Linked DNA regions of Mus musculus: regions 2 and 3 are each linked to region 1. Evidence: chromatin loops called from intact Hi-C (ENCODE). Cell type or tissue: gastrocnemius. All regions are shown on one strand. Each heading gives the region's core, and the rest is flanking DNA. Links, peaks and the distances in the headings are about the cores only. Region 1 has its middle 41 kb from the start of Mal2. Region 2 has its middle 68 kb from the start of Ccn3. Region 3 has its middle 22 kb from the start of Ccn3.

Evidence for each region. Peaks named below come from ENCODE experiments on the same cell type or tissue, not always from the same donor. Only the 100,000 strongest peaks of a DNase experiment are listed, where the experiment ranks them.
Region 2: it touches region 1 in a loop (6-fold over the local background); 4 of 42 quality-filtered maps call a loop at or near these places.
Region 3: a loop joins it to region 1, with 6 times the contacts of the local background. A loop is called at or near these places in 24 of 42 quality-filtered maps.

Annotation. Positions count from the first base shown.
Region 1 is chr15:54,607,146-54,617,676 of GRCm38, forward strand. No RefSeq gene overlaps it. Among named protein-coding and RNA genes, the nearest start is that of Mal2, 41 kb to the left of the region's middle. In gastrocnemius, for the core only: a CTCF peak has its summit at 5,666 (motif pointing right); a DNase peak (open chromatin) is centred at 5,726; H3K4me3 peaks cover 371 bases; H3K27ac peaks cover 619 bases.
Region 2 is chr15:54,672,924-54,683,454 of GRCm38, forward strand. No RefSeq gene overlaps it. Among named protein-coding and RNA genes, the nearest start is that of Ccn3, 68 kb to the right of the region's middle. In gastrocnemius, for the core only: a CTCF peak has its summit at 4,933 (motif pointing left); a DNase peak (open chromatin) is centred at 4,936.
Region 3 is chr15:54,762,288-54,772,818 of GRCm38, forward strand. It overlaps the pseudogene Gm7577. Among named protein-coding and RNA genes, the nearest start is that of Ccn3, 22 kb to the left of the region's middle. In gastrocnemius, for the core only: a CTCF peak has its summit at 6,283; a DNase peak (open chromatin) is centred at 6,250.

The sequences.
Region 1 (10,531 bases), core at 1,683-9,682:
CATCAATGGAAAGAGAGGCCCATTAGACTTGCAAACTTTATATGCCCCAGTACAGGGGAACTCCAGGGCCAAAAAGTGGGAGTGGGTGGGTAGGGGAGTGGGGATAGGGTATGGGGGACTTTTGGGATAGCATTGGAAATATAAATGAGGAAAATACCTAATAAAAAATAATACTGGAAAAAAAATGTTCGTTACTGTAGAGTAAGGGTTTGGAAATGCTTCAAAATACTTGGAGGGCAAACAGAATTAAGTGTTCATGATCCACTGGGTTCCCATCACTCAAATGTCCCATCCCATGTCTCAAGGTTCCACCAAGGCCACGAGTTTAGGGTTGCATATTTTCTTTGGTAGCACATACCATTTGAGACATCAATAAACTTTTGGGAACTTGGATGGGCTTCTTATTTGTGTTTCTTTTTTCCTCTAAAAGCTCATATCCTCATCATAAGGCAGGCTGACACATTCTGTGTTCCCTGTTAACCCTCAGTGTTTCCTTATCCTTCTGTAGGACAGCAGTTATACTGACCACCAGTTGTCATTTGTCATTATCTGTCCCTCTATACCTTCTGTGATCTGGATCATTACATTTATAGGAGTGCTTCCTCACATGTCCCTACTTGCTGTTATACTGGTTATATTTACCCAATAAAGCAGTTGAGATTTTAAAATTTGTCAAATCTTATATTTAAGTGTACTCACCATTAACCAAAGAAACACCAGTTCTTCTTAAGTGTCATATAAATCTACTGTGTTTCCAGTAACTAACTGTAGCTTGTTTCCTTCTGAGTTGTTCTTCTTGTTCTCTGAAGAAATTTGAACAGACTTACCTTTCCAATACAAAAAAATGAAATCAGATAGCTAGCTAAAGCAGACGTACAGGGATGTTGTGAGGGATTCCTTCATATTAGCATGGATGGCTCTCCTCATTAGATCTCCACTAGATCATGTTTGCTGATGGTATATGCTAATTTGATGTCTTAATAGTTGTCTAAGGCTTCCTATTGCTGTGAAGAGACACTATGATCACAGCAACTCTTATAAAGGACAGCATTTAATTAGAGGCTAGCTTACAGTTCAGAGGTTTAGTCCATTATCATCATGGCGCGAAGCATGGTGGCATGCAAGCAGACTCAGTGCTGGAGGGGTAGATGAGAGTTCGATATCGGGATCCCCAGGCACCAGGAAGTGACACCAGACCTGACTTGATCATTGGAAATCTCATAGCCTGCCCCATTGACACACTTCCTCCAACAAGGCCACACCAACTACAACAAGGCCACACATCCTGTTGCCATTCCCTACGAGCTTATGGGGGCTACTCAAATTCAAACCAGCATAATAGAGAGCCTGAATCCTGAAATGACTAGATGTCTTCTACCTGCTTCTGGGCTCCTTTACCTTTGAATCTCAAGTAAATTCAAGTTCATTTCAAGTAAATAGGAAATTAATTTGTTAACATTGTTCAACTCATATTATTAAGGGATGCAATTTAGTTGCTAGAGTACTGAGTACACTTTGCTTTTTAAAATTTCAAAATCTGGACATTTATTTGGAACTCTGCTTTTCTGAAAATTTTCCAGTGGGGGAAAACTCAGAAGATTTAAGAGATCTCTCATCCATCCACTCATTTAACATGCATTTCTTGAATTTTTATGTGTGTTCTAGATGTAAAGAAAATGAGGTGCCTGTTCTCATGGGGCTTCCACTTAAGGGCAAGGAGGCACTAAATATATGTAAAATATAATTGTCCTTCTGTAGATTGAGATTCTGTATATCTTCAGGTTCAACTGATCATGGATGGAAAATATTTTTAAATATTATTTTAAATTTTTAATTTTATGTCTGAACTAAATAAGCAAACTTTCCTTGCTATTATTCTTTACACCATATAGCACAGCAACTCTTCACATAGCATTTAATGCATAAGTAATGCTGAGATGATTTACAGTATATGCAAAGATGTGCATAGGTTATATGCAAATATGACCATTTTATGGTCATATGAGACTTAGACATATGAAGATTTGTTTCCATGGAGTGTCCTGGGGCAATTTCTCATGGAATCTGAGAGATGGTTATTGTGTATTTTGAGGTAAATATTCACGAGTGCTAAAGAGAAGAAATCAAAACAAGTAGCGTATAGGAGGGGCAGGGAACTCTAGCCTCTGATGGGAAGGAAAGACTAATACAGAATAAACAAGAGGAATCCTGCAGCTGAAGGGGAGGCTGATAACCTGGTCCTGTTAAGAAATCATCTGGTATGATCAAGCGCCAGCAAGAAAAGCATCTTGTGTCTAGAGAATCAGGAGTGAAAGGATTGGGTGAGGTAAGGTGAAAAAGCAGGGTCGGGGTGAAGCTTATAGAAAGAGATTCTCATCAGTTGCAAGGGACTCTTTCTGTGTTAGCAGGGAAACCATTGAGGAATGCTGTGGTCTGGCTTCTGGCTTAATGTACACTGGGCAGGGGTATATTAGGCAGCTCGGGAGTAGAGTGATTACCTAGTATTCATAAGGCCAGAGGTTCAATCCCCTCTACATGTGTGCATGTCTCTCTCTCTCTCTCTCTCTGTCTCTGTGTGTGTGTCTCTCTCTCTGTCTCTCTCTGTCTCTGTCTGTCTCTCTCTCTCTCTCTCTCTGTGTGTGTGTGTGTGTAAGAGAGAGAGAGAGAGAGAGAGAGAGAGAGAGAGAGAGGGAGAGGGAGAGAGAAAGAGAGCTACTAGTAACAGATTGCTACAGACTAATAGTTAAAACAACCCAACCACTCTTCTGTATGGTGGAAGTTGGAAATCAAGATTCAGCGGAGCCAGACTTCCTCTGAGACCCACAGCCTCCCTCAAACTTCATAGCTTCTAATGGCAACCAGTAGTCCTTGCCATTCTTGGTGGCAACTTAGTCTCTAGTCACTCAGTAAATTATAATTAGGAGTTGATATTGTATAAAAGGAAAGTTTTGTTGATTGTCTTGACAATCTGCAGAGTAATCTGCAGAGTTTGGGGCATTCTTTACGGTAATGCCCAAAGGGTGGCTTTACCAGGAAGGTTCAGTATCAACTGTGAACTGGAAGTTCTGAACAATGGAAGAACTCTCTTCAATCATTCAGAACAACTAAGGACAGCCAACGTAGGTGGTCACTGTCCAAGAGTGGGGAGTAAGATGGTGAAGGAGACTCCATACAGTGGCTTTCCTTGAAGAGACAGACACAGAAGTAAACATGCAACATCACAAAACTAGTTACCCTTAGGAAGAAGGCCTTAAAGCTAACTAATCTGGTTGAAGGGGAAATGGATCAGAGTGCTTCTTGGTAGAAGCAATAGACAGACACTCTGAAAAGTCAATCAAAAAACTCGAACCAGTTATGACAGAGCAGTATCCACTTGTAAAGGCTCAAAAGAAGAGATTGTGCTTGGGGGGGGCGGGGCAGAGGCTCCTGCTCTGATGGCGCATGGAGGCTAAGAGGGTGGTGCCTGCAGGACTCATGTGGTATGTGTCAGCAGAGGTTAAGCATCCAGGTCAGGTTGAGAAACTGTGCTTTGTCCTAGGGGGCTCCAGCTCGATCCCATAATCCCTTGAGTGACACCCACAGTGTACAGTGAACTGCCATCCTAATACAATAACTCTATGGCTGACAGCGGTCCCGTTCCTCAAATGATAAGCCTGAAGTTCCCCTTACTTTTCCACTTTGGGACATGTCACGGGCCACATGATCGAGTGAGTGGTCTTCTGTAGTCGGGACCACTGATTGGATGGACAGTAGAGGAAAGAAAGCAAACGCAGAACAGCTTCTGGGGTGAGAGAAGCTGCTGGGGTATCACTTATTGCCGGACTGCTTTGAATTCATGGGTTTCCCCCTTCAGTTTGAATAATGACGCTTTCTTTCTATATCCATCATAAGGATTTTTATTATGCCTTCCTCAACATTTCCCATTAACCTATAAAATTCAAATCTGTTCTGACATTTTGAGCTGTCTTTTAGAGACCAGATCTGAAGGCACATAAATAAAGAATCAACTTCAGAGAGTAGAACAGGGCTTTTCAGGTACAGAGAAGGCAGAGGGACGATTGCGAGAACTTAGGTAGTGTGTACAAAATAGCACCTGGACAGGATTAAGGTCCCAGTGTTCTCATGCCCAGTGGGAGACTGAAATTAACAATAACAAATTATATATTTCAAAACAGTAAAGATAGGCTGCCTTATACTAATTGCCTTGACACAATTATCAGGCGTTTTATATATATTTTGAAATATCATACTATACCCAAGAAATGGGTACAGTTATATGAAAAAAATCTTACAAATAATATAACCTGTTTTACAAAACAAATTCGCATCCCTGTGTTGTGTGAAACTTGGAAGGAATTAGACAGATCAACGAATGTTTAAAATTACTATAATTCTACAGCCTGCTATACATGATGATTGCAAAAGGAGAGTGTACATTTCTTTCACTAAACAGAGCTTTGAACACGTGAGTGATCCCCCTCTTTTGGCTGCAGAATAAAAAATAGCCAATAGGATTTATTGAGCATAGATTGTGTGCTAATCACTAATTTAAGAATTGTGCATACATCAAATTTAATCTTCACAATTTCAAGTATATTCTCTCATGGCCATCATTTTTGACCAATGTATAAATGAGCCTCTTAAAAGCTAGGAGACTCATGTAAACTAATTGTGAGAGTTTCTTGATTAGTGATTGGTATAAAAGAGCCCAGCCCACTATGATTAGTGCCAGCCCTAGGCAAGCAGTCCTGAGTTACCCAAGATAGCAGACTGAGCAAGCCAGATGGAGCAAAGTCAGTCAGCAGCATTGCTCCTTGGTTTCTACTTCAGTTCCTGCCTCTAGGTTCCGACCTTGAGTTCCTTCCCTGGCTGCCTTTAATCATGGACTGTGATGTGGAAGTGTACGATCAAATAAAGCCTTTTCTCCACAGTTGCTTTTGGTCATACAGGATATTTTATTTCAGCAATAGAAACCCTAACTAAGACAGCAATACATCCAGAATATAGCCATGTCTATGTCATGAAGTGTGTCACAGCCAGCAAGCAATGGCATCCATTGCCTTGAAAAGTAATAGCCCTGAACCAGTCGCAAGTAGCTGAGCTGTGACTTTCTAATCTTTGTCTCAAACCATGAATCTGATGAAGGAATGACAGAGTATTTTACAATAAAAAGAGGACCTCTTCCTTGATCTCTGTCTATCTTAGTTCTCATACCCCAGCCTGATAAACTTTTCATCCTTTCTTAAAGTACTTTAATGGTCACTAAGCTACCAAGTGAGTACTTGAATTCTTTAAAATGTGACACTGCATTTTAAGCTCTCATGGGTTCTGTTTTACAATTTACTGAACCCTGCCCAACCCTAACTAGAACTTAAATGAGTTCTGGTCACTCACAGTAGCTATTTATGATCAGTTGATCAATTCTTCTGGTGAAATGTCCCCAAACAAGACTTCAGGTCAGCATGAGAATACTTTTTCATGGAACCCATTAGGTGGGGCTGATATTTGCATTGCAAAGCCACAAGTGAGATTTCTTCTTAGGCCTCGCTGCTTTTCTCTTTTGATCGCTTAATAATTTCCATTTCTATTCTGATTGATCAAGAACAAGCAAACAACAAAACCGATGCTTACTGTCCCTTAAGCTATGCTTCCCTGCAGTCAGGAGAGGGCGCTCAGGATATATTTTAGAAATGTGGTAGGCAGCTGCTCAAGGGTGGGAAACTTCAGCAATATTTTCCATTCTGAGTCTCTTTCCTCTGGGAAATATGAAACTTTACGGCAGTGTGTAACATGCTACTCTGGGTGAGAGCCAAGAACCTCAGCCCCTCTTTAGGCATCGACCAGAGCTCAAGGCTGAAAAGCAATGGAGGGCTGGAATATGATTAAAGTACTTGTTTTCACAGGGCAGTAAGGGAGTGGTGGGGGTGGAGTCAGAGGTTTGGGGACTGAACATAACAGTGTTTTGTATGTTCTTGGACCCTCCACATGTCACCACGAGCAGCTGACTTTCCAACACCTCCTGGTATCATTCACTATGACCCCAGATACAATTTGAACAGTAGACACGGGGCGCCCTTAGCAAACATGCCTCCTTCGCGAAAACCCTTCACAGTGATCAAGTTACTAACAGTGCCCTTGAAAGTCGACTTACGTTCCACAATAGGAGTACACGCAGAAGGAAAAGTCCATGGTAAGCCTTCTTGTCATTGTCTTTGTGACCAGAATCGGGTCATTCTCCAGGTAGTTTGGTCTGTTGGCTCCAGAAAAGGAGCATTGAATTGAGTTTCAGCTAAAACACCTTCCACTCTGGCTGGGGGATATGGTTAGAGATAAATCTCTTAATTTTTAGTTCCACTTTTCTCTGCAGTCTAGATAATGAGTCTGTCCGGGTCCTAAGAATCACAGCAGCTGTGTTTGACTCATTGTTTGAGCAAAGCGGCCTGGCTCCAGCCAGTGACTCCCTCCAGAGGTATCTATCTGGGCCGTGCTTTGTTCTTCTGAGGCTAGCATTACCCATATCATTCTGGTTTGTAAAAGTCAAACTTCCCTCTCATTCTAACCCTGAAATCAAAACGGCTGTACACATCAAATTCCCTCTGTCCCATAAATTCCCTCTCTTCTGTAGAGCTCTGGCTCCTTGTGGAGCTCTGCCTCCATGTATGGCATGGACGTTGCCATGTCTTGTTTATTCTTCTGCTTTCTTTTGTACTTGCTATGTGCACATGTGCACTTCCTTGTGCACACATGTACATTTATGAGACCAGGTGTTAACACCAGATCTTCTTCCATCACGCACAACCTTGTTTGTGTGAGACTGGGTCTCTCACTAAACCTGCAGCTCATTGCTTGGCTAGAGTAGCTGTGCATGAGGCCCCTGGGCTTTTATCTCCTCTCTCTCTCTCTCTCTCTCTCTCTCTCTCTCTCTCTCTGGAATGACATGCATGTTCCCCATACCTTGTATTTTAATATGGGGACTAGCCCTAGCCCTGTGCCCACGTATCCCTCCCCCAACCTGCAGGCCAGAGTAATTGTGACCACGTAAGCTAGGACCCACTAACATTCACTTGTGGAAGGAGAAGTGGACTCACAAAGCAGTTTACTAGGCACGAGAGGCTCTGGCCCTCCCAAAGGATATGTAAGCAGTTAACAATTGCCTTAAGCAGGAAACTTCCTGCTAGCATAACGGCCATGTTAGTAACCCCTCCACCATAATTGTTTAAATAACTCCAGTAAAACTCACTTCATCAAAAAGCTACACTTGAGTAGAGGCATTTCGTTGGTCCATTAATGCCTTCCTTATTGAGATGTTTGTGTATATGCTTGGCCCAGGGAGTGGCATTATTAGGAGGTATAACCTTGTTGGAGTAGCTGTGTCACTGTGGGTATGTGTTTTAAGACCCTCATCCTAGCTGCCTGGAAGCCAGTATTCTACTAGCTGCCTTCAGATGAAAATGTAGAACTCTCAGCTCTGCCTGCACCATGCCTGCCTACATGCTGCCCTGCTCCCACCTTGATGATAATGGACTGAACCTCTGAACCTGTAAGCTCACCCCAATTAAATGTTGTCCTTTATAAGATTTTCCTTGGTCATGGTGTCTGTTCACAGCAGTAAAACCCTAATTAAGACATCTATGTAGGGTGAATAGAGACTCCTCAATAAAAATAAGACTGCACTTCTGCATGGCTCCCCTCTCTATTCAGAATGCTAACTCCAAAAATAATAGGGGAAAAGGCAACTTTTAAAAAGTTAACTTCAGGAACAATTGACGCTGAATTGTATTTTAGGAAGAAATATTATTTGGTTCTTAAACAATATTTGGGGCTAACAAGAAGGCTCAGAGAAGACAGGTACTTGTCATCAAGCATGACAAACTGAGTTCAATCTCCAGGACCCAACTCCTCCAAGTTGTTCTCTGAACTATACAAGAGCCCCGTGCCATACACATGCATGCACACTTGCACACACACACACATACACACATATATAGTGTATATATATATATATGTATATATAGCACATATGCAATGGAGTATATATTCATATGCAATGGAACATATATATGTAAAACTTTTGACTTAAATATAAACTTTATTGCAATCATGTTATTTTCAATCATCATTAATGGAGGTATTTACAATGTACTGGGGTACTAATTAAATCTCAAGTTTCTAGATTTTATAGTTCAATTGTTTTATATAATATAACATTTTTATAGCACTATTACAAGCAATTAAGTCTGAGTGCATTTATAAAAGACAGGCAAGTGTGTGTGACCCTTGTCCTCAGTAAATGTGCCAGAATGTGGTGTGATACCTTTGGCCACTCAATCTGACTCACTGCAATGAACACTTGTAAGTAGAGCTGTTTGAGTAAAAGGGTACACTGTGTGACACACTTCAGCTTCCATGGTGAAATGGATTTTTGTTTGTTTGTTTTTAAATTTTTGTTTTCTTCTCAACAGGATGGGATCCCCTCTGCAAGGGCAAAGGGAACTTGAAGGGACAGAGAGAGGACTGGAACCGGCATATGTGATGTGAAATTCACAAAGAATCAATAAAATACAATTTAAGAAAAAGAAATACAATGGATTTAAACTGACCCTGACAACTCCATCAGGAGGTAACCAAAGGCTTTGGCGATTCTTTTGCTGAAAAGGGAGAATGCAGTAAAAACCTGGCAGTGACTAAGACAGGTTCTCCCATCTTTTGCTAATAGCACCTCAGATCAGCTGCTTCATAGTTGACAGTCTCAGTGAAACTTAACAAAACTGAAGACAGTAAGGTCCTGCCACCGTTTGAAGGATAAGACCTGGAGGCACACATTGCAGAGATCTGAGCTCTGGCTGTTTTGTCTTTGAGCTTTCCAGCCATCAGTATTTGTGTTCCTTTTATTAAACTCTCTCTTCTCAACAAATCCTAGACATTGAATGATGACACTGGCATATTTTGTGGATGCAGACAAGAGGAGATGTTAATGGAAGTGTCAGAAAGTTATCATTTGTATTTTTAACAGTGCAACACAATAATAACAAGGGCAGACAGGATGTGTGACTATGTGACTGGGGCTTTCAAATATTGCCTATTGCTTCATTCAATCACTAAACAACCCTAAGGGATAGTGGTTGTCCCTATTACATGAGGAACAAGAAGAAATAAAAAGGTCCAGTGGAGTCTAATGCATGATCCAAAGGCTTTCCCATGAAGATAATGAGAAAGCAACGTCACAGTGGAATTTGGAAACACGTGTGCAGCAGGCACTGAGTGGTGAGCTTTAGGTTTCCTTCTTTATTCTGTGAGTTTATGAGACACGTGGTAACACAATGACCTTAGTAGGATACATTTCAGGTGCAATGTATCAGGTTAAGGGGGGAGGGAAAGGGGGGCAGCAGCAAGCTGTGCAAGCATTCAGGCTAGGGGAGGTGATGGTTTAGGAAGGAGAGTAGGCAGGGCAGGAAGGCTTCTTATGATGCTTGGCTATGTGCTCGCCAGGGAGGGCTTAAGGTCGAAAGACTTGGACGATAATTAGAAGGGAACGGAGGCTGAATAGCAGATACCAAAGTCATAGGTAATAGAAGCAACACCCGCTGGGATAACCAGAGCTCTCAAAAATCTATAGGGTTGAGGTATCCAGACACAAAGTAGCAATAAGGAGATGTAGGGCATCATTCCTGCCCTGGTTTGATGAACAGACGCTATACACATGCTCAAATATCACACCATATTCAACCAATGAGTACAATTACTACATGTTAATACTCAACTTAAAATCTGTGGTTGGCCTATAGGAGGAACAACAATATGAACTAACCAGTACCCCCCCCCCCCAGAGCTGTGTCTCTAGTTGCATATGTAGCAGAGGATGGCCTAGTCGGCCATCAATGGGAGGAGAGGCCCTTGTTATTGTGAAGATCATATGCCCCAATACAAGGGAATGCCAGGGCCAGGAAGTGGGAGTGGGTGGGTTGGGGGGCAGGGCGGGGGACATAGGAGGTTTTGGGGATAGCATTTGAATTCTAAATGAAGAAAATATCTAATTAAAAAAAAAGAAATGGAGACATCTCTTCCCCTGTTTTGGTCACAACACACTGTCCATATGCATCTTGTCTTCACATTCTACCCAACACATGCATGTAATTAAATCATCTTCAAAGAACTAACTATTAACAATGATAATGTAGGAGAGAAAATAAATCACATTGATTATCTAGAATATTTTTTAATTCAACATGTGAAAGAGATTAAACTCTACTTCTTGTCATTGATGTGGATCCCAGTATATAGAAAAACAAACTGAAAATCTTCACTTCTAAAATTCTGATTGGAAAATATTACAGATACTTTTCACAATTCTAGACACAAGCTAGGTTTATCCTGCTAGGGCCATGTAATGAGCTGAGGCTACATGATGTCTGAGATTAGATATGTTCGCTAAAAAAATAACCTTACCTATCCTGAGCAATAACTACCCATTTGAATTATGAAAATTAAAACATCATTTCCTAGAGTTAATGGTCTGATAAAAACATATTGA
Region 2 (10,531 bases), core at 1,055-9,054, 65 kb after region 1:
ATGGATCGATCCGCATTCTTCTACATGATAACAACCAGTTGTGCCAGCACCAATTGTTGAAAATGCTGTCTTTCTTCCACTGGATGGTTTTAGCTCCCTTGTCGAAGATCAAGTGACCATAGGTGTGTGGGTTCATTTCTGGGTCTTCAATTCTATTCCATTGGTCTACTTGTCTGTCTCTATACCAGTACCATGCAGTTTTTACCACAATTGCTCTGTAGTAAAGCTTTAGGTCAGGCATGGTGATTCCACCAGAGGTTCTTTTATCCTTGAGAAGAGTTTTTGCTATCCTAGGATTTTTGTTATTCCAGATGAATTTGCAAATTGCTCCTTCTAATTCATTGAAGAATTGAGTTGGAATTTTGATGGGGATTGCATTGAATCTGTAGATTGCTTTTGGCAAGATAGCCATTTTTACAATGTTGATCCTGCCAATCCATGAGCATGGGAGATCTTTCCATCTTCTGAGATCTTCTTTAATTTCTTTCTTCAGAGACTTGAAGTTTTTATCATACAGATCTTTCACTTCCTTAGTTAGAGTCACTCCGAGATATTTTATATTATTTGTGACTATTGAGAAGGGTGTTGTTTCCCTAATTTCTTTCTCAGCCTGTTTATCATTTGTGTAGAGAAAGGCCATTGACTTGTTTGAGTTAATTTTATATCCAGCTACTTCACCGAATCTGTTTATCAGGTTTAGGAGTTCTCTGGTGGAATTTTTAGGGTCACTTATATATACTATCATATCATCTGCAAAAAGTGATATTTTGACTTCCTCCTTTCCAATTTGTATCCCCTTGATCTCCTTTTGTTGTCAAATTGCTCTGGCTAATACTTCAAGTACTATGTTGAAAAGGTAGGGAGAAAGTGGGCAGCCTTGTCTAGTCCCTGATTTTAGTGGGATTGCTTCCAGCTTCTCTCCATTTACTTTGATGTTGGCTCCTGGTTTGCTGCAGATTGCTTTTATCATGTTTAGGTATGGGCCTTGAATTCCTGATCTTTCCAGAACTTTTATCATGAATGGGTGTTGGATCTTGTCAAATGCTTTTTCTGCATCTAACGAGATGATCATGTGGTTTTTGTCTTTGAGTTTGTTTATATAGTGGATTACATTGATGGATTTTCGTATATTAAACCATCCCTTTATCCCTGGAATAAAACCTACTTGGTCAGGATGGATGATTGCTTTAATGTGTTCTTGGATTCGGTTAGCGAGAATTTTATTGAGGATTTTTGCATCGATATTCATAAGAGAAATTGGTCTGAAGTTCTCTATCTTTGTGGGATCTTTCTGTGGTTTAGGTATCAGAGTAATAGTGGCTTCATAAAATGAGTTGGGTAGAGTACTTTCTACTTCTATCTTGTGAAAAAGTTTGTGCAGAACTACAATTAGATCTTCTTTGAAGGTCTGATAGAACTCTGCACTAAACCCGTCTGGTCCTGGGCTTTTTTTGGCTGGGAGACTATTTATAACTGCTTCTATTTCTTTAGGGGATATGGGACTGTTTAGAAGGTCAACTTGATCCTGATTCAACTTTGGTACCTGGTATCTGTCCAGAAATTTGTCCATTTCGTCCAGGTTTTCCAGTTTTGTTGAGTATAGCCTTTTGTAGAAGGATCTGATGGTGTTTTGGATTTCTTCAGGATCTGTTGTTATGTCTCCCTTTTCAGTTCTGATTTTGTTAATTAGGATTTTGTCCCTGTGCCCTTTAGTGAGTCTAGCTAAGGGTTTATCTATCTTGTTGATTTTCTCAAAGAACCAACTCCTCGTTTGGTTAATTCTTTGAATAGTTCTTCTTGTTTCCACTTGGTTGATTTCACCCCTGAGTTTGATTATTTCCTGCCGTCTACTCCTCTTGGGTGAATTTGCTTCCTTTTTTTCTAGAGGTTTTAGATGTGTTGTCAAGCTGCTAGTATGTGCTCTCTCCCGTTTCTTCATGGAGGCACTCAGAGCTATGAGTTTCCCTCTTTGAAATGCTTTCATTGTGTCCCAAAGGTTTGGGTACGTTGTGGCTTCATTTTCATTAAACTCTAAAAAGTCTTTAATTTCTTTCTTTATTCCTTCCTTGACCAAGGTATCATTGAGAAGAGTGTTGTTCAGTTTCCACGTGAGTGTTGGCTATCTGTTATTTTTTTTGTTATTGAAGATCAGCCTTAGTGCATGGTGATCTGATAGGATACATGGGAAAATTTCAATATTTTTGAATCTGTTGAGGCCTGTTTTGTGACCTATTATGTGGTCAATTTTGGAGAAGGTACCATGAGGTGCTGAGAAGAAGGTATATCCTTTTTTTTTAGGATAAAATGTTCTGTAGATATCTGTCAGGTCCATTTGTTTCATCACTTCTGTTAGTTTCAGTGTGTCCCTGTTTAGTTTCTGTTTCCATGATCTGTCCATTGGTGAAAGTGGTGTGTTGAAGTCTCCCACTATTATTGTGTGAGGTGCAATGTGTGCTTTGAGCTTTACTAAAGTTTCTTTAATGAATGTGGCTGCCCTTGTATTTGGAGCATAGATATTCAGAATTGAGAGTTCCTCTTGGAGGATTTTACCTTTGATGAGAACGAAGTGCCCCTCCTTGTCTTTTTTGATGACTTTGGGTTGGAAGTCAATCTTATCAGATATTAGGATGGCTACTCCAGCTTGTTTCTTCATACCATTTGCTTGGAAAATTGTTTTCCAGCCTTTTATTCTGAGGTAGTGTCTATCTTTTTCTCTGAGATGTGTCTCCTGTAAACAGCAAAATGTTGGGTCTTGTTTGTGTAGCCAGTTTGTTAGTCTATGTCTTTTTATTGGGGAGTTGAGACCATTGATGTTAAGAGATATTAAGGAAAAGTAATTGTTGCTTCCTGTTATTTTTGTTGTTAAAGTTGGCGTTCTGTTCTTGTGGCTGTCTTCTTTTAGGTTTGTTGAGGGATTACCTTCTTGTTTTTTCTAGGGCATTGTTCCCATTCTTGTATTGGTTTTTTTCTGTTATTAACCTTTGAAGGGCTGGATTCGTGGAGAGATAATGTGTGAATTTGGTTTTGTCATGGAATACTTTGGTTTCTCCATCTATGGTAATTGAGAGTTTGGCTGGGTATAGTAACCTGGGCTGGAATTTGTTTTCTCTTAGTGTCTGTATAACATCTGTCCAGGCTCTTCTGGCTTTCATAGTCTCTGGTGAAAATCTGGTGTAATTCTGATAGGCTTGCCTTTGTATGTTACTTGACCTTTTTCCCTTACCGCTTTTAGTATTCTATCTTTATTTAGTGCATTTGTTGTTCTGATTATTATGTGTCGGGAGGAATTTCTTTTCTGGTCCAGTCTATTTGGAGTTCTGTAGGCTTCTTGTATGCTCATGGGCATGTCATTCTTTAGGTTTGGGAAGTTTTCTTCAATAATTTTGTTGAAGATGTTTGCTGGTCCTTTGAGTTGAAAATCTTCATTCTCATCCACTCCTATTATCCGTAGGTTTGGTCTTCTCATTGTGTCCTGGATTTCCTGGATATTTTGAGTTAGGATCTTTTTGCATTTTCCATTTTCTTTGATTGTTGTGCCGATGTTCTCTATGGAATCTTCTGCACCTGAGATTCTCTCTTCCATCTCTTGTATTCTGTTGCTGATGCTCAAATCTATGGTTCCCGATTTCTTTCCTAGGGTTTCTATCTCCAGTGTTGCCTCACTTTGAGTTTTCTTTATTGTTTCTACTTCTCTTTTTAGGTCTAGTATGGTTTTGTTCATTTCCATCACCTGTTTGTATGTTTTTTCCTCTTTTTCTGTAAGGACTTCTACCTGTTTGATTGTGTTTTCCTGTTTTTCTTTAAGGACTTGTAACTCTTTAGCAGTGTTCTCCTGTATTTCTTTAAGTGATTTATTAAAGTCCTTCTTGATGTCCTCTACCATCATCATGAGATATGCTTTTAAATCTAGGTCTAGGTTTTCGGGTGTGGTGGGGTGCCCTGGACTGGGCGAAGTGGGAGTGCTGGGTTCTGATGATGGTGAGTGGTCTTGGTTCCTGTTAGTAGGATTCCTACGTTTACCTTTCGCCATCTGGTAATCTCTGGAGTTAGTAGTTATAGTTGACTCTGTTTAGAGATTGTTCTTCTGGTGATTCTGTTACCGTCTCTCAGCAGACCTGGGAGACAGATTCTCTCCTCTGAGTTTCAGTGCTCAGAGCACTCTCTGCTGGCAAGCTCTCTTACAGGGAAGGTGCGCAGATATCTTGTTTTTGGACCTCCTCCTGGTTGAAGAAGAAGGCCCAAAACAGGGCCTGTCTCAGAAGCTGTGTTGCTTTGGCAGTTCCCAGAAGCTGTCAGCTTCTGTGGTGCAGACTCTCACCTGTGCAGACTAAATTCCTAAGTTCCAGGGAGTCCTGGAACCAAGATGGCGACCGCTGCTCCTGAGGCTGAGGCCGCCTCCCGAGCCAGGCGGACACCTGTCCTCTGGTCCGGACGGTGGCCGGCTGTCTGCAGCCTGCAAAGGGTGCTGCCTCAGTGGCTCTGTGCTTCCGCCTGTCCCAGAAGCTGTCCGGTTCTCCTGCGCACCCTCTAACCTGTTCAGACTAATTTCCTAAGTTCTGCTGAGTCCCGGAACCAAGATGGCGACCGCTGGTGCTCAAGTGGCGGCTCTTATCTTTAATCCTAGCACTCAGGCAGCAGAGACAGGCAGATCTCTTGAGTTTGAGGCTAGCAAGTTCCAAAACAACCAGAAATTCCACGGAGAAACTCTCATCTCGAGAACAACAAAAACAAAGAATTGAAACACCACAGTAATTTCTTTCTTCGTGTCTCCACTAATAAAAAAGAAATCACCATTCCTCTTCCTACATGAGGACCTTTTTCACTACTTTCTTCTAAATAAAATAAAAGTAAATTCTCAATAACTGTGTCAGTCTTCACCAAATGATAAAGGCACAGGGGTTAGGAAAAGGAAGAGGTGGATGTGGCGCCATCTAGCGGTACATCTGGCAACAGCCTGGAGGTCATAACGATGCTCTTTATCTCCAGGAGTGTATCAATCACAACTAACACAGATTAAAATGTAAAGCCCAGTATGAACCGAACCTGTTTCTTTGCAAGCTCATATTCCACGTCCAGGAAGTAAGATCCAGGAAACGCTGAAATCAGCTTTGCTGCTTTTGGGTAGACAGCTACGGAGCAGATGAATCTCTTCTGAGGTAACTGTGTTCATAGTTTAGAGATAACTATATCAAAACAGGATTGACAACGATGCACACAAATGACATAAAAGACTTCTCTTTTACTGAAAAACTGCAGATTAAGTGAGTCATGTTAAAGACAATTGGGAAATCACACGGGTGTGTAATATAACCCAGTATTTCTAATCTGCATAAAGATAAAAATATTTGTATTAAAAGGGGAGAATCATCCTGTATTATCAAGAGTTGAAATGTGTCTACTGGGACCAGTCTTGATGCCGATATTTTCTGTCTTGCCCAATGTGCAAACAGGGCAAGCCTGAACTCGTAATTCCATGCCATAAAACCTGGTTTAATTTCACTGACATTCCAAGTGTAACTCAAGTGCCTTTCTACAAAGACTTACTCATATCTCATGAAGTTAGTGTATTTCATTAGCATGGAAATCCAAAATGACCTGTTTGATGTCCAGCCATTCAGTAAGTAGGATACAGGAAAGATCTGTTAAAGATAAAATTGTCAAAATGGAGAGAATCACATAATTTATTTTAGCTTTCGTTGTAAACAACCACCTTTTTTTTTTTTGTACTATCAAACTCATGATTTCCTGACAGCTGAAGACATCTATGCCCATGGCCTGCTTACTTTTTAAATTTCTACCTTGCTTGACTTCTTTCTCTATTCAAAAGAAAACACTAAGCAAGGGGGAAAAAGAAAGTATGTCCACAAGCAGACAGAGACTGGGATGAAGCCTGAGCTCAGCATATACGTTTCAACTGCTTTTTAAGGCACTGGGTTTTGTTTTCAATGTACAGGTGTTTATCTTTATTTAGAACTAAGTTTAAATGTGACACAGATTCATTGCAATTTCCCACTGTCCTGTATCTGAAAAGCTTCCAAGTTCCCTGACGCTCTTCTTTGTCCCTGGGTATCATGATTTCAGTGTTTTTCAAATCTATTCCTCAGCTCCAGTGTTTAATGTGTGTACAGGGATTTAACCATAACGTATGTAAAGAAAAAGCTAGTACTTGTCTATTAAAAAAAAATAGCTACTTCTTTCTATTGGTTTCTATGTACTGTGACAAATTTAAGCCCGATTTTTTTCAACCTATGGGTAATGTCATAGGTATAAGATAGTGGGTACAGCATGAAATAATAAGAAGAAATTATTAGTAAACATTCATTATGATGCATTGTATGCCAAGTACTTAATGGATAATTTGTATACATATCCTCAAGTAATCTGAATAATTAATCTCAAAGATGGAAAGTTTCATTTTATAGACTAAAGAGATGCACAGAGGCCATGCCAGTTCCTTGAGTGTCCCTTAGGAGGACAAGCAGATACAAATCCAAGCATTGGGCTAGAGAAACACTGCAACAGTGAAGAGCATTGGTAGCTCTTCCAGAGGACACAGTTCAGTTCTCAGAACCCAGGTTAGAGAGCTTACAACCATCTGTAACTCCAGTTCTAGAGGGTCCAATGCCCCTTCTACCTCCTGCATGCATCTGCACACATATATGCACATAAGTAGAAACTATAAAACTCTAAGTCTTTTTACTTCAAGTTTCTTTTCACATGTCTTCTACCTACCTCTGCAACGTTTAATGATCAATAGTCCAGATTCCACACTCACTTTTTAGGAGGCCCTATTCCGACAGGGACAAACGAGACACTGATAGGGAAAATGACTGTGACAGTTGACACCTGAAATGCACTGAGGGAAAGACAGTATGTGATTTAGAGAAGATGAGAATGTCATAGTTGGAGGGAAATAAGATGATGTAGAACCAGGATTTGGAATAAATAATGAAAATATCAAAGACAAAACAAAGATGCAGAAACTGGGCAGTAAAACAGTGGTCTTCAGCTTGGAGGGGAACATTATTCGTGGGAAGTCCTCAATGGTACCTCGTTCAAAAGAATTTCCACAAAAGACATTCACCGATTTCAAAGTGTGTTTGTTATGTAATAAGAACATTCTTTATCTTCCCAGGCATTTGTTGAAATAGACTCCGTGCACAACTCTTATGTGAAATGCATTTGAACAGAAAAAATAAAATGGACTGTGTTCTACATCTGCTTTGGAAAAGGCTGGTGAGGAAGAAAGCTCAGAGCTCAGTAGGCACAGCAAGCAGAGGCTCGGGGACCCACACAACCACAGAGAGGCCACTGTGCCATGAATGGGGAAGACGGGATGTGTTGGTTTATATAAATATCAAAAAAAATTTATATACCCCACTTAGACTTGATCAACTGACTTGTCTCTTTAAGCCCACCTAGTTGGTGGGTAGAAGAAATGTCTAGAACGTTATTGTCATCATCCCTTTCAATGGCATTTGACAAATGGGTGCTTCTGGGAGAGGGCAGCTGAACTATTTCCCTTCCATTCACCGTTGCTTTTGATGTCACCATCTGCCTTTTCATGTATTTTTATTCCTAAGGAGGAATAAGTAAGTGATTCTTAGTCACAGAGTTAGGATCTGTGGTTTAGAAAAATGCTGAGTCCAGTCAAATGCGATTACGTTTGCAAACAAAGGTGCCACTAATTGTGTGCAAGACAGTCCCTTGACAAGGGGACATCTTTCATATCATATCCACTGCCTCCACATAGCCATAAGCCTCTAGACACTGCAAGAATTTCTGACCACCAAGCTTGCTTATCAGTGAAACTTTTGTTATACCAATGGAAAGATAATTGAAGGAGACTCTTAAACCATCTACTCAGATCTCCCAATATTGAAAAGAATCTGGTCTACCATAGACTCTGTGGGTTTCTTATGTATCATCTTAAACACATCTCATGATGCCTCCATTACCAAAAGAATCCTAAATTTAGGTAACAATGATCATTACTGAGTACTTGCTTATATCAAGCCTAAACTATACTCTTGGTCCTTGGTTACTTTTAGCATCTGAGGAAGCACAGGAATTATTGATCTCTTACCTGACTTTTTTCTTCAACTGTTTGGTAACACTCTCATGTCACTACTTAAGTAGTGTTGAATATATATAAACCTTATCATCTGCAGATTATGTATCTAGAACTTCTTCTGGATGCCAAAATTTATGTGTGGCACTAGGATTAAAGGTGCGAACTACCATACCTTGCTCAGGATGGTCTCTTTCATTTATCTTTGAGTCTTTCAGTTATGAATTTTCTTGTCTTTTCCATATATTCATTTTATCGTTTCTCCTCTTCCAGTTTTTCCATCCCTTCTTCCTTTTCTTATTTCCTCCTATTTATTTCCTCTCTTCTCTTTTTTCCTCTCTCCTTCAACTGTATCTTCACTGGGCACTGGGCAATTCTCTCTCTCTCTCTCTCTCTCTCTCTCTCTCTCTCTCTCTCTCTCTCGATGTGTGTGTGTGTGTGTGTGTGTGTGTGTGTGTGTGTGTGTGTGTGTATGTGTATCATTAGTTTTTTGAGACAGGTTTTTCTGTGTAATATCCCTGGAACTACCCTAGAATTTGCTTTGTAGACCAGGCTGGCCTCAAATTCATAAAGATCCACCTGCCTCTGCTGAATTCAAAGGCATGTGCCATAACACATGGCGTTTTACTCTTTAAGAGTTCATGTGGCACTCTGAATAGAATTTCCAGTGCTAACAGAATGTGAGGGGAATTTTCAAGTTAAGCTTTTTAAGTGTGGCTTCATCTTCTAGTGCTCATAGAGTAGAAGGCTTATTTCATGGGGTCTGGGTGCAGGTGACTTCTACTTGCTGTGCTTGGGACCAACCTTGGTTCAAGATCACAGTTGCGTCTTTCTCTCGATGGACTTTTCAAATATTCATGAATTCAAGGTCTCCCGGTAGGGGCCACGGAGCCTGGACATCCCTGGTGGGCTCACATTCTCATGTTGGGAAATTGTGGTGACCCTTGATTATTTTCCATCTCCTTTTTAAAAGCCCACATATGGGTAGTTCTTTGTAAAGATTCTGTTCCAAATATTTTGCTCACTTATTTTTCCCATCATATACCCTTTTCTAATTACAGTGATTGGTTTTGGAGGAAAGGCAATAATTAGTAAGAAATATCAAGTTTTTATCTGTTAGCCTCCTATCTCTGTGTTGTTTTTGCTGAGTGAACGTTAGATCCATGGCTGGACCTTATCATCGCATATGGAAAATTAGAACATGATTGCTCTTTAGTGAGCATTGTTTGTTTATTTGTTTGGAGATGGTAATCTCCGGTTACTGAGCATCTCCTCAAGCTCCCTAGATAGCTGCAAATAATCTTGAACTTCTGATCCTTCTGGCTCCATTTCCCATGTGCTGGCATTACAAGGTAGGTGCAGTGGAGAAATCAGACCCAGGACTCATGCATAATATGGAAGCAGTTTCCCAGTGAGCTGCATATCCTCATGCCCTCACTGAACACTTTTTATTCTTACCATCACCTCTCTGTTTTATTTACTAAAATGCAGGGAAAGAACTATATCATGACACTGATTTTTCTCATGTCTCATACTAATTTTTCCTTATGACTACTGAAAATATTTAACAAAACTCATGTATTATCTGGTAATATTATGAATACCAAGACCTATGTCATAACAACTGCTATACTTCATAATCCTGAGGAAGCTTGGAAGAAGAGTCAAATATGAAACTAGTAAAACTATAGGTTTCATGCAATATTATTTTGCATAAAATTCATGGTTTTGTTCATCATGTTTGTCACAGACTCCAAGCTCAAGTCAAAAAGAATTTACAAATATTTGGAATGTGTTCTTAGTATAGCTTTTCCTTAATTCTATGTTCAAATTTGTTCTCAACATTTCTTTTTGCTTTAAAGTTAGTGAAATAGAACTTTGGTACTATCTTATTGAGATATATTGTTCATTCCTTGAAGAATCGTAATAGCAATATATTTGGAAGATATTGGGTTTCCTGAATCTCTACATGAAAAGAGGTTTTATTAGAAGAATGTTATGAAGACTGTGAATTACTATGATTTAGAAAGTAACTGTGACAATTAGAAGCCTCAGAAAACTGGACATAGTACTACCGGAGGATCCAGCAATACCTCTCCTGGGCATATATCCAGAAGATGCCCCAACTGGTAAGAAGGACACATGCTCCACTATGTTCATAGCAGCCTTATTTATAATAGCCAGAAGCTGGAAAGAACCTAGATGCCCCTCAACAGAGGAATGGATACAGAAAATGTGGTACATCTACACAATGGAGTACTACTCAGCTATTAAAAAGAATGAATTTATGAAATTCCTAGCCAAATGGATGGACCTGGAGGGCATCATCCTGAGTGAGGTAACACATTCACAAAGAAACTCACACAATATGTACTCACTGATAAGTGGATATTAGCCCCAAACCTAGGATACCCAAGATATAAGATATAATTTGCTAAACACATGAAATTCAAGAAGAAT
Region 3 (10,531 bases), core at 1,504-9,503, 150 kb after region 1:
AGATACCTCCATGTTAGGACAAAACATAATTATTAATTTATGTCTTCTTAATTTTTAATTTTATAAAATATAGAGATTTATTATGTCATTTCCACAAATGTTTAAACTTTATATATTCATACCTAACCACTACTTTTTCTTCTACTCTTTCCCAGTTTTCCATTTCCACATTCCTAACAGTTCTGTTTTACTTTCATGTCTTTTCATCTCTGCTGGACTCCGCTTGTAGAAAAGAAGCTATCAGATTCTTCTCCATGAGCCTTGCTTATTTCCTTAAATGTGATAATAGCCATGTCCACCCATTTGTTTGAAAAAAACACAATTTTATTTTTCTTGTATTTGTGTTTGTTCGGTTTCTTGTAGCACTGGCTAGCCTCAAACTTGTGATCCTCCTGCTTCAGCCTCCCATGTGGGCTACAGTTACAGACAAATGTGTCCCTGTGCTCTTTTGCTAAGCCTTCATTCTTCTTAATGACTAAATAGAACTCTATTGTGTGTGTATATATACATACATGTGTATATATGCATAATATATCATATTTTCTTCATTCATCTACTGGGGGGCACCTAAGCTGATCATTAATTTGGATATTATAAATTGTGAGACAATAAATATGAATATACTGTTACCTCTATAGTAAGGTCACTTTAATTCTTTTGGGTGCATATCTGGAAATAGTGCAGCTGGATTGTATAGAATTTCTGTTTTTAATTTTTTATGAGCTCTCATAGTGATTTCCATAGAATGATAACCTGCAGGCTCATCAGCTGTAAGGATTTATAAGGATTCCCTTTCTCATCGTCCTTGCCAATATCTGTCACCCATTTCCCTTGGTGGCACATAGTCTGGCTGGGGTAAAACAAAATCACAACATAGTTTTGATTTGCATTTCCCTGATAGCTAAATATGTTGAAGACTTTTGACATATTTATTGAACATTTGCCATTTCTTCATTTGAAAACTGTATGGTTCATACAATCTGTAAACTTGAAAGAACTCATTTATAAGTTCATTTGAACCATCAGTCATGGTTTCCCACAAATGACTTAAACCTGTAATTATCTTACTTTCCCAAAGGAATAGAAAGGCGTCCTTTTGGGTTTTGTAGCACTTGCCCTTCTCTAGAAAGCTCTTCACTGCCCATTACAGAACTTAGAAAAGATGATCACCATTCACTGTACATCAATCCATCATCATATGCTGGCAACATCTAATTTCTACAGCACACTTCTACCAAATCTACAAGTCATAACCCATTTTGCAGATGATTGACCTACACAAGAAAAATGAAGAAATGGGAGTGATACTTTTATTTCCTATAAATCATGCCTTGCTCCAATTTATTCTCAGTATCAGAGCAGAACTGGTGCCATTTAGATGAGCTCATTGAAACCTGTCAGGTCCTCTCAACAAAGATTAATTAGGATGTGTCAGCTGTGTTGGTGGCAGAGCTATCTTGTTTAAAGACTTCAAGGAGTAATGTACAAAGCAAAGCTACAACTGTTCAATCTTTAACATGGCATGCATAAAATCAATATTTCAGGCTCCTTTGGGAGGTACAGTTCAGCATGCTCTTTATGGATCGTCATAATGACCTCAGCCAGCCCCTCCTGTCCAGTGGGGAAAATGGAATTTCTCAGCCCTTCAGAAGAGACTCAAAATCTGGGCAGTCTGTAGGGCCAGTGGACAGGTTGATGGTTTTCTAGAAGACAAATGTCAGATGTAGGATTTTCCTAGATGCCACACCATAATCAGTTCCATGTGCCCCATACTCACAGGGCCAATCTTACTCACTGGAGACAATTAGAGACGGCAAAGTTTGGGCATGCTCAGAGGACATGCTGAACATGCTTCACTCTCCGGGAGAGTACAAGCATCCCATGCAGATGAGGGACTCATAATTTTATCAGTATTTTTTTATTTCTAGAATGTTGGTGGGAGTGGGGGCTGGAAGGGGGTGCAAGAAGCAAGAGGCTGATACCAGTGATACAACTGCTATCCGCCTCTTCTATCACTTTCCAACTAATTTTTATATTTTTGGTTTTGTGGGCTCAGCAAACTTTATCGATGATATTCAAGAGAGTAGAGATCTAGAGGCCTCCCCCATCATTACGGAGTTCTGGAATGGGAACTGTGAGGGAGATGCTCAATGCTGGGAGCTGAATTGGAACAGAAACTCCTCAGCAGCCCATGGCCTCTCTTTTGATCTTATGTTCCTGCTAGGGTGGATGGTCCAGGACATGTTAATCCTTGGAGGCCATGTAGGTCATAAGGTTCACCATCATGTTGCTATAGAGTATTCATTGGCGTACCAGGAAATGAGCTTTACAACGTTGTAGTTGAGAAGAATGCCAGCCCCAGCATCAAAGGTGGAAGAGTAGAAGTCACTGTTAAAGTCACAGGAGACAACCTCAGTATAGCCCAGGATGCCCTTCAGTGGGCCTGCCCATGCCTGCTTCACCACCTTCTTGATGTCATCAAACTTGGCAGCCTTCTCCAAGTGGAATGTCAGATCCACAACAGACACACTGGGATAGGAACAGAGAATGCCATGATAGCGAGCTTCCCATTCAGCTCTGGGATGACCTTGCCTACATACAGCCTTGGCAGCACCAGTGGATGCAAAGATGATGTTCTGGGCAGCCCAATACCAGTCACACCACAGCTTTCCAGAAGGTCCATCCCCAGTCTTCTAGTAGCAGTGACAGCATAGATTATGATCATGAGTCCTTCCACAATGCCAAAGTTATCATGGATAACCTTGGCCAGGGGAGCTAAGCAGTTGATGGTGCAGGAAGGATTGCTGACAAGCTTACTTCTCGTGGTTCACACCCATCACAAACATGTGGGCATCAGAAGAAGGGGCATCAGATGAGAACTCTTTAGACCCCTCCCTTCTATGGGGTCCCAACATTCTCCATGGTGAAGACACCAGTAGACACCATGACATATTCATCACCAGCATTACCCCATTTGATGTTAGCAGGATCTCACTCCTGGAAGATAGTAATGTGCTTCCCATTGATGACAAGTTTCTCATTCTCAGTCTTGACTATACTGTTGAACTTGCCATGGATAAAGCCATACTGGAACATGTAGACCATGTAGTTGAAGTCAGTGAAGGGGGTCATTGATTGCAACAATCTCCACTTTACCAGGTAAGCTGGCAGCCCTGGAAACCAGGCACCCAACATAGCTTAATGCATTCACTCTGACCTTCACCATCATGTCTAAGGGCAGAGGCTGGCACTGCATGAGAAGATGCAGCTATCTCTGGAACAAGGAGGAGCAAAGAGCCTTCAACTTATTGCCTGAGATAAGGTCTTTCAGTGAACCTGAAACTTATTGATTTGGCTACACCAAGTGGCTGTTAAACTTCAGATATCCTCTTGACTCAGCTTCCTCAGTATTGGTACTAAAGGGATGTGGTGGTTTGAATATGCTTGGCCCATGGAGTGGCACTATTAGGACATGTGACCTTGTTGGACTAGGCGTGGCCTTATTGGAGGAAATATGTCACTGTAGGGGTGAGCTTTCAGACCCTTCTCCTAGTTACCTGATAACAGTCTGCTCCTGGCTTCCTTTTGATGAAGATGTAGAACTCTCAGCTCCTCCAGCACCATGATTGCCATGATCCTACCTTGATGATAATCGACTAGACCTCTGAACCTTTAAGCAATCCCCAATTAAATGTTGCCCTCTATAAGAGTTGTCTTGATCGTAGTATCTGTTCACAGCTGTAAAACCCTAAGACAAGGGCCTTACTGAAATACCTGGTGATTTCACTTGGGTGCTGGGGATCAAATTCCGGTCAGCATGATTGTGTGACAAGCAGTTTACCTACCCCTAATTGTAATCCCTGACCTTTTCAATCTTGGAGAGATAAAAATAAAGGGATGTTTGCAATTTAGATAGTCAAATATCTACCCTTTCTTCCATTGGCATCTGAAACTTTATTTCTAACTGAGGATAATCCAAAGGGGACATGGTTGAGGTCTTACTATTCCATAATAATCAAGCCAAGATGATTACACTTCCAAACTGTCATATGGTTCTATCTGAAGACAATTTTGATCATAACAATGTGAAGCTGTCACTGGCATTAGTGGGTAGAGCTCAGATATGAATCTGAATGTCCCTCCACAGAAGAAAACTATCTGTCCCCATAATGTCCATAGTGTCATTGATGAGATTCTTGAATTAACATAATGATAAAAGACTAATGTTTACCCAATGAAAAAGCTTAAGAGATTAAAAAAATGTTTCACATCATGTTATAGGAAGCAAAAATAAAATGAATTAATTGTTCTAAAAGCAAATAATAAAGATCTGAGCCCCTGCCCACAACATCTTTCTGGAACAGGCAGGTAGACGAACAGACAGACAGACAGACAGACAGACAGGTATACAATACTGCTAGGTCTAACATGGACTCAAATCCTTAGGTGAGTCTGGAGTGCCAGCAGCCTTGGAGGTGGCAGGAATTCTTTTAGGATATTTTATAGCCAGAAATAGTTTGTACCATGTTGGGATCTTGGGAATGGGGAAACTTTGGAACTTTTAGACAGTATTGGAACTATTAAAGACTATAGGGAGTTTTGATGTCAGACTAGACACATTTAGCACTATGAGCTGGCCATGTGCCTATGAGGCTGTGTGGTGGGATGCAATGGTTAAAATGAGGAATGTCTCCTATAGGTTCATGTATTTGAGCAATTCTCCAGTCAGTAGCACCACTTGGAGGAATTACAGAACTTTTCAGACATGGACTTGTTCTGGAAGAAGTACCTCACAGGAAATGGGCTTTGTGAGTTTGTAGGCTCACGCCATCTTGTTTCCTCTTGGCTTCCTGTTTGCTACTGAGTTATGATCTCTGAGGTTCCTGTTCCTACCATATGCTGCCATGCCAAGATGAGCTCTTATCCCTCTGAAAACATAAACCAAAACACACTGTTGGATCAAAAAGCTGCTCCTGATTGTGGCATTTTTATCACAGCAAGAGAAAAATGACTAATGCATGCTCCACCCCACGGCTGAAGATATGCAGTTGGTAGTATTTCATTCCAGAAAGTCACCATACTAAAGCGAGAAGGACTTCTTGACATTGGAGATCAGACTGGAACACAAGTGACTCTACCTTGTGAAGCTTCGTAATCAACCCCTGATAACTATGAGGAAAAACAGAATCCTTGAGAGGAAAACAATGACTTGGTCAAAGAGTGACTGTATACAGGATCTGAGCCTGGGAAGACCATAGCCTCTACATATTACTAGTCCTGACTCCCCCCACTGACCTGTACAATCCAAGTATGAGTTACTTTGAATCAGATTCTCTACTTAAAAAATTCTTGGAAGAAGGAGGAAGTTGGTCAAGGGGCAGATGTGAGAACCTGAATGTCAACCCAAGGCCCTTCCAACTCTTCTTGAAAGGAAAGCCTAGATTCACCCAGGGTGCTTTAGAACACTCAACATTTTGTTTACAGCCAGTACCAAGCAGGATAGTGGAGAGGATGAGGGACTAGCCTTGATCTTCCTCTCTGGAAACTGATCCTCTCCACAGCTAACCTTCTCCGACTGAAAACTCTCAGCAGGTCCTGACTTTACTCCAGACATGGAACATGAGACTAAAAAGATGGAAGCTGAAGTAGGAAAAGATACCACTTTCCATAGTGCTCCTCTAATTGTCCTATAATCTCCCCATATTCTCCTAAGCTGGTGTATCTGGGACCTTCACACTTCACTTAAGGTAGTACTCAGCTGTCCCCACCTCTTTGCATCCTTTTAGGAGCAGGGCATAGAACAAATAGCAATGAAAAGAATTACTACAGAAACCATCCATGCGACCAAATCAGACAGACCAAAAATTCAGTTACCATTATAATTTAGAAAAGTAAATTTCAGACACAACTGGACAAAGGAAGTGCTGCTTAGAAAACGTTCCCTCTTGTGATGCACTGTAGCTGACTTAAGAATCCCCAAGTCCCTAAAGTGTTAAGTTCAAGAGAAATTGACTGAAGAGGACAGGGCTTAAGATAAACATCAGCTGTGACTTACTCCTCAGCCACAGTTGAAGAGAGGGCTCCAAACATGTTTTTTTCGTTCGTTTTTTTCTCTTTGTATCTCCCCTATGTGAGAAACATGGCATGCACAATTGGCGCCTATATTATCCCCTGGCCAATACTTTACCCCAGTTGCCTTAGCAACTGTCAATATTTGTCTGGTATGTCACAGCCCCAGTTGGCTGAAGGCTGGTTCAGCATTGGCTTTTGTGAAATTTAGGGAAGAGAGACACCCAGTGGTCATGCTGTTCTGTTTCATTTTATTTTTACTAGAAACATTTTTAGTAATTTTAAAGTCTAATCCTCTTGTAATGATCAACAACCCACACAGTAAACGTGAGGAAAACATGAAAGGACATTGGTGAACACACTAACCTTCCCTATAAAGGCCTGACAGGAAATATTTTAGACCCTGTAGGCCACATGCTGTCTTTTGAAACTACTCAGTTTTGCTGTTACCATGCAAAACCAGGGGTAGAACTTTTGTCAACAAGAGTAGATGGGTTCCAGTAACATATTTCTGCATGTGCGTGTGCGTATGTGTGTGTGTGTACATGCATGTAGAGTCCAGAGGACAATCACGAATGCTGTTCCTTGGGCACTACCTTTAAGACTAGCCAGGTACTGGTTGAGAAGGCCTGACCTGTCTCCATCATCCCAGCACTGAGATTATAAGTATATGCTCTCATGTCTGACACCTTTTTTAAAAATGGCGGGGGGGCGGGGGCTGGAGATCAAATTGAGATTGCATGCTTACTAGGGAAACACCTTTCCACCTTGGTCATCTTCTCAGCCAGCAATAATAGAAACAGGCAGTAGGCCAGATTCATTCCTCAAGAAATGGCCTCCAAACCTAGCAAGGGAAGTTTGAATCTCTCTTCTTTCAACTTGCATATGCAATTGTGCCCTCTGAATACCCCACATTCAAGAAAGTTGGAGCATCACTGTGAAAAAACATAATATCAACATGCTATTTGTAATGTGGCAGCTATTGAATTTGTCCCAGGCACCGTGCTAAGGACCACACTGTGACAATAGCACACTAAGTTGCTGATTTTGCAACTCCTCGAACTCAAATATTAAAACCTGATCCCACAGTGTGATGACATTAGAAAATGGGGTCATACCAGTACCTTGCAGTTTTTATCACAATTGCTCTGTAGTACAGCTTTAGGTCAGGCATGGAGATTCCACAGGAGGTTTTTTTTTTTTTTTCCTTGAGCAGAGTTTTTGCTATCCTAGGTTTTTTGTTATTCCAGATGAATTTGCAGATTGCCCTTTCTAGTTCGTTGAAGAATTGAATTGGAATTTTGATGGGGATTGCATTGAATCTGTAGATTGCTTTTGGCAAGATAGTCATTTTTACAATGTTGATCCTGCCAATCCATGAGCATGGGAGGTCTTTCCATCTTCTGAGATCTTCTTTAATTTCTTTCTTCAGAGACATGAAGTTCTTATCATACAGAACTTTCACTTCCTTAGTTAGAGTCACACCAAGGTATTTTATATTATTTGTGACTATTGAGAAGGGTGTTGTTTCCCTAATTTCTTTCTCAGCCTGTTTATCCTTTGTGTACAGAAAGGCCATTGACTTGTTTGAGTTAATTTTATATCCAGCTACTTCACCGAAGCTGTTTATCAGGTTTAGGAGTTCTCTGGTGGAATTTTTAGGGTCACTTATATATACTATCCTATCATCTGCAAAAAGAGATATTTTGACTTCTTCCTTTCCAATTTATATCCCGTTGATCTCCTTTTGTTGTCAAATTGCTCTGGCTAGGACTTCAAGTACAATGTTGAATAGGTAGGGAGAAAGTGGGCACCCTTGTCTAGTCCCTGATTTTAGTGGGATTGCTTCCAGCTTCTCACCATTTACTTTGATGTTGGCTACTGGTTTGCGGTAGATTGCTTTTATCATGTTTAGGTATGGGCCTTGAATTCCTGATCTTTCCAAGACTTTTATCATGAATGGGTGTTGGATTTTTGTCAAATGCTTTCTCCGAATCTAATGAGATGGTGCTGGCACAACTGGCAGTTATCATGTAGAAGAATTCGAATTGATCCATTCCTTGTACTAAGGTCAAATCTAAGTGGATTAAGGAACTCCACATAAAACCAGAGTCAGTGAAACTTATAGAGGAGAAAATGGGGAAAAGCCTCGATGATATGGGCACAGGGGAAAAATTCCTGAATAGAACAGCAATGGCTTGTGCTATAAGATCGAGAATCGACAAATGGGACCTCATAAAATTGCAAAGCTTCTGCAAGGCAAAAGACACTGTCAATAAAACAAAAAGGCCACCAGCAGATTGGGAAAGGATCTTTACCTATCCTAAATCAGATAGGGGACTAATATCCAATATATATAAAGAACTCAAGAAGGTGGACTCCAGAAAATCAAATAACCCCATTAAAAAATGGGGCTCAGAGCTAAACAAAGAATTCTCACCTGAAGAATACCAAATGGCTGAGAAGTACCTGAAAAAATGTTCAACATCCTTAATCATCAGGGAAATGCAAATCAAAACAACCCTGAGATTCCATCTCACACCAGTCAGAATGGCTAAGATCAAAAATTCAGGTGACAGCAGATGCTGGCGAGGATGTGGAGAAAAAGGAACACTGCTCCATTGTTGGTGGGATTGCAAGCTTGTACAACCACTCTGGAAATCAGTCTGGCAGTTCCTCAGAAAATTGGACATAGTACTACCGGAGGATCCCGCAATACCTCTCCTGGGAATATATCCAGAAGATGTCCTAACTGGTAAGAAGGACACATGCTCCACTATGTTCATAGCAGCCTTATTTATAATAGCCAGAAGCTGGAAAGAACCCAGATGCCCCTCAACAGAGGAATGGATACAGAAAATGTGGTACATTTACACAATGGAGTACTACTCAGCTATTAAAAGGAATGAATTTCTGAAATTCCTAGGCAAATGGATGGACCTGGAGGGCATCATCCTGAGTGAGGTAACCCAATCACAAAAGAACTCATACAATATGTACTCACCTATAAGTAGATATTAGTCCAGAAACTTAGAATACCCAAGATATAAGATACAATTTGCAAAACACAGGAAACTCAAGAAGAATGAAGACCAAAGTGTGGACACTTTGCCCCTTCTTAGAATTGGGAACAAAACACCCATGGAAGGAGTTACAGAGACAAAGTTTGGAGCTGAGACGAAAGGATGGACCATCTAGAAACTGCCATATCCGGAGATCCATCCCATAATCAGCTTCCAAATGCTGACACCATTGCATACACTAGCAAGATTTTGCTGAAAGGACCCAGATATAGCTGTCTCTTGTGAGACTATGCCGGGGCCTAGCAAACACAGAAGTGGATGCTCACAGTCAGGTATTGGATGGATCACAGGGCCCCCAATGGAGGAGCTAGAGAAAGTAACCAAGGAGCTAAAGGGATCTGCAACCCTATAGGTGGAACAACAATATGAACTAACCAGTACCCCAGAGCTCGTGTCTCTAGCTGCATATGAATCAGAAGATGGCATAGTCGGCCATCAGTGGAAAGAGAGGCCCATTGGTCGTGCAAACTTTATATGCCTCACTACAGGGGAACGCCAGGGCCAAGAAGTGGGAGTGGGTGGGTGGGGGAGTGGGTGGGGGAGCATGTGGGGGACTTTTGGGATAGCATTGGAATGTAAATGAAATAAATACCTAATAATAAATAAATAAATAAATAAATAAATAAATAAATAAATAAATAAGATTTAAAAAAAGAAAATGGGGTCACTCAGTCATAAGGATGCATCCCATAAACATAATTAGTGGTCTTATAAAAATGAGAGTTTGCTCTCTTGTGAATATTTGCCTCTCTGTGCATGATAAAACACAGAAAGATATCTATAATCAGGAAGAAGGTCTTCACTGAATTCCACAGCTGCCACAACTTGGGACTTTCTATCAGTCCATGCTGGTAGTTTTATGCCAAGTTGACACAAGCTAGAGTTGTTTTGGAAGAGGAGACCTCTATTGAAACTATATCTTCAGTAAACTGAGTACATTTTCTTAATGGGAGACTGATCTGGGATGGCCCAGTTCACTGTGGGTGATGCCACCCCTGGTCTGGTGATGCTGAGTGCTATGAGAAAGCAAGCTGAGAAATCCATATGGAGCAAGCCAGTTAATAGCAGTCCTCCATGGCCTCTGCATCAGCTCCTCCCTCCATGTTCCTTCCCTGCTTGAGTTCTGGCCCTGAATTCCTTTGATGATGTACTGTGCTTTGAATTGCACACTGAAATAAAGCCGTTCCACCCCAAATTGTTTGGGGCTGTTGTGTTTTACCAAGGCAATAGAAACCCAAACTAAGACACAGACTATGATAAATAAATGTTTCCAGTATCTCATAACAGTGCCCTAAATAACAATCAGTTACCTAATAAAAACACAAACTCTCATTTAACTCAAATGATAGTAAACGAGACTGTCAGAAATTTTTAAAGAG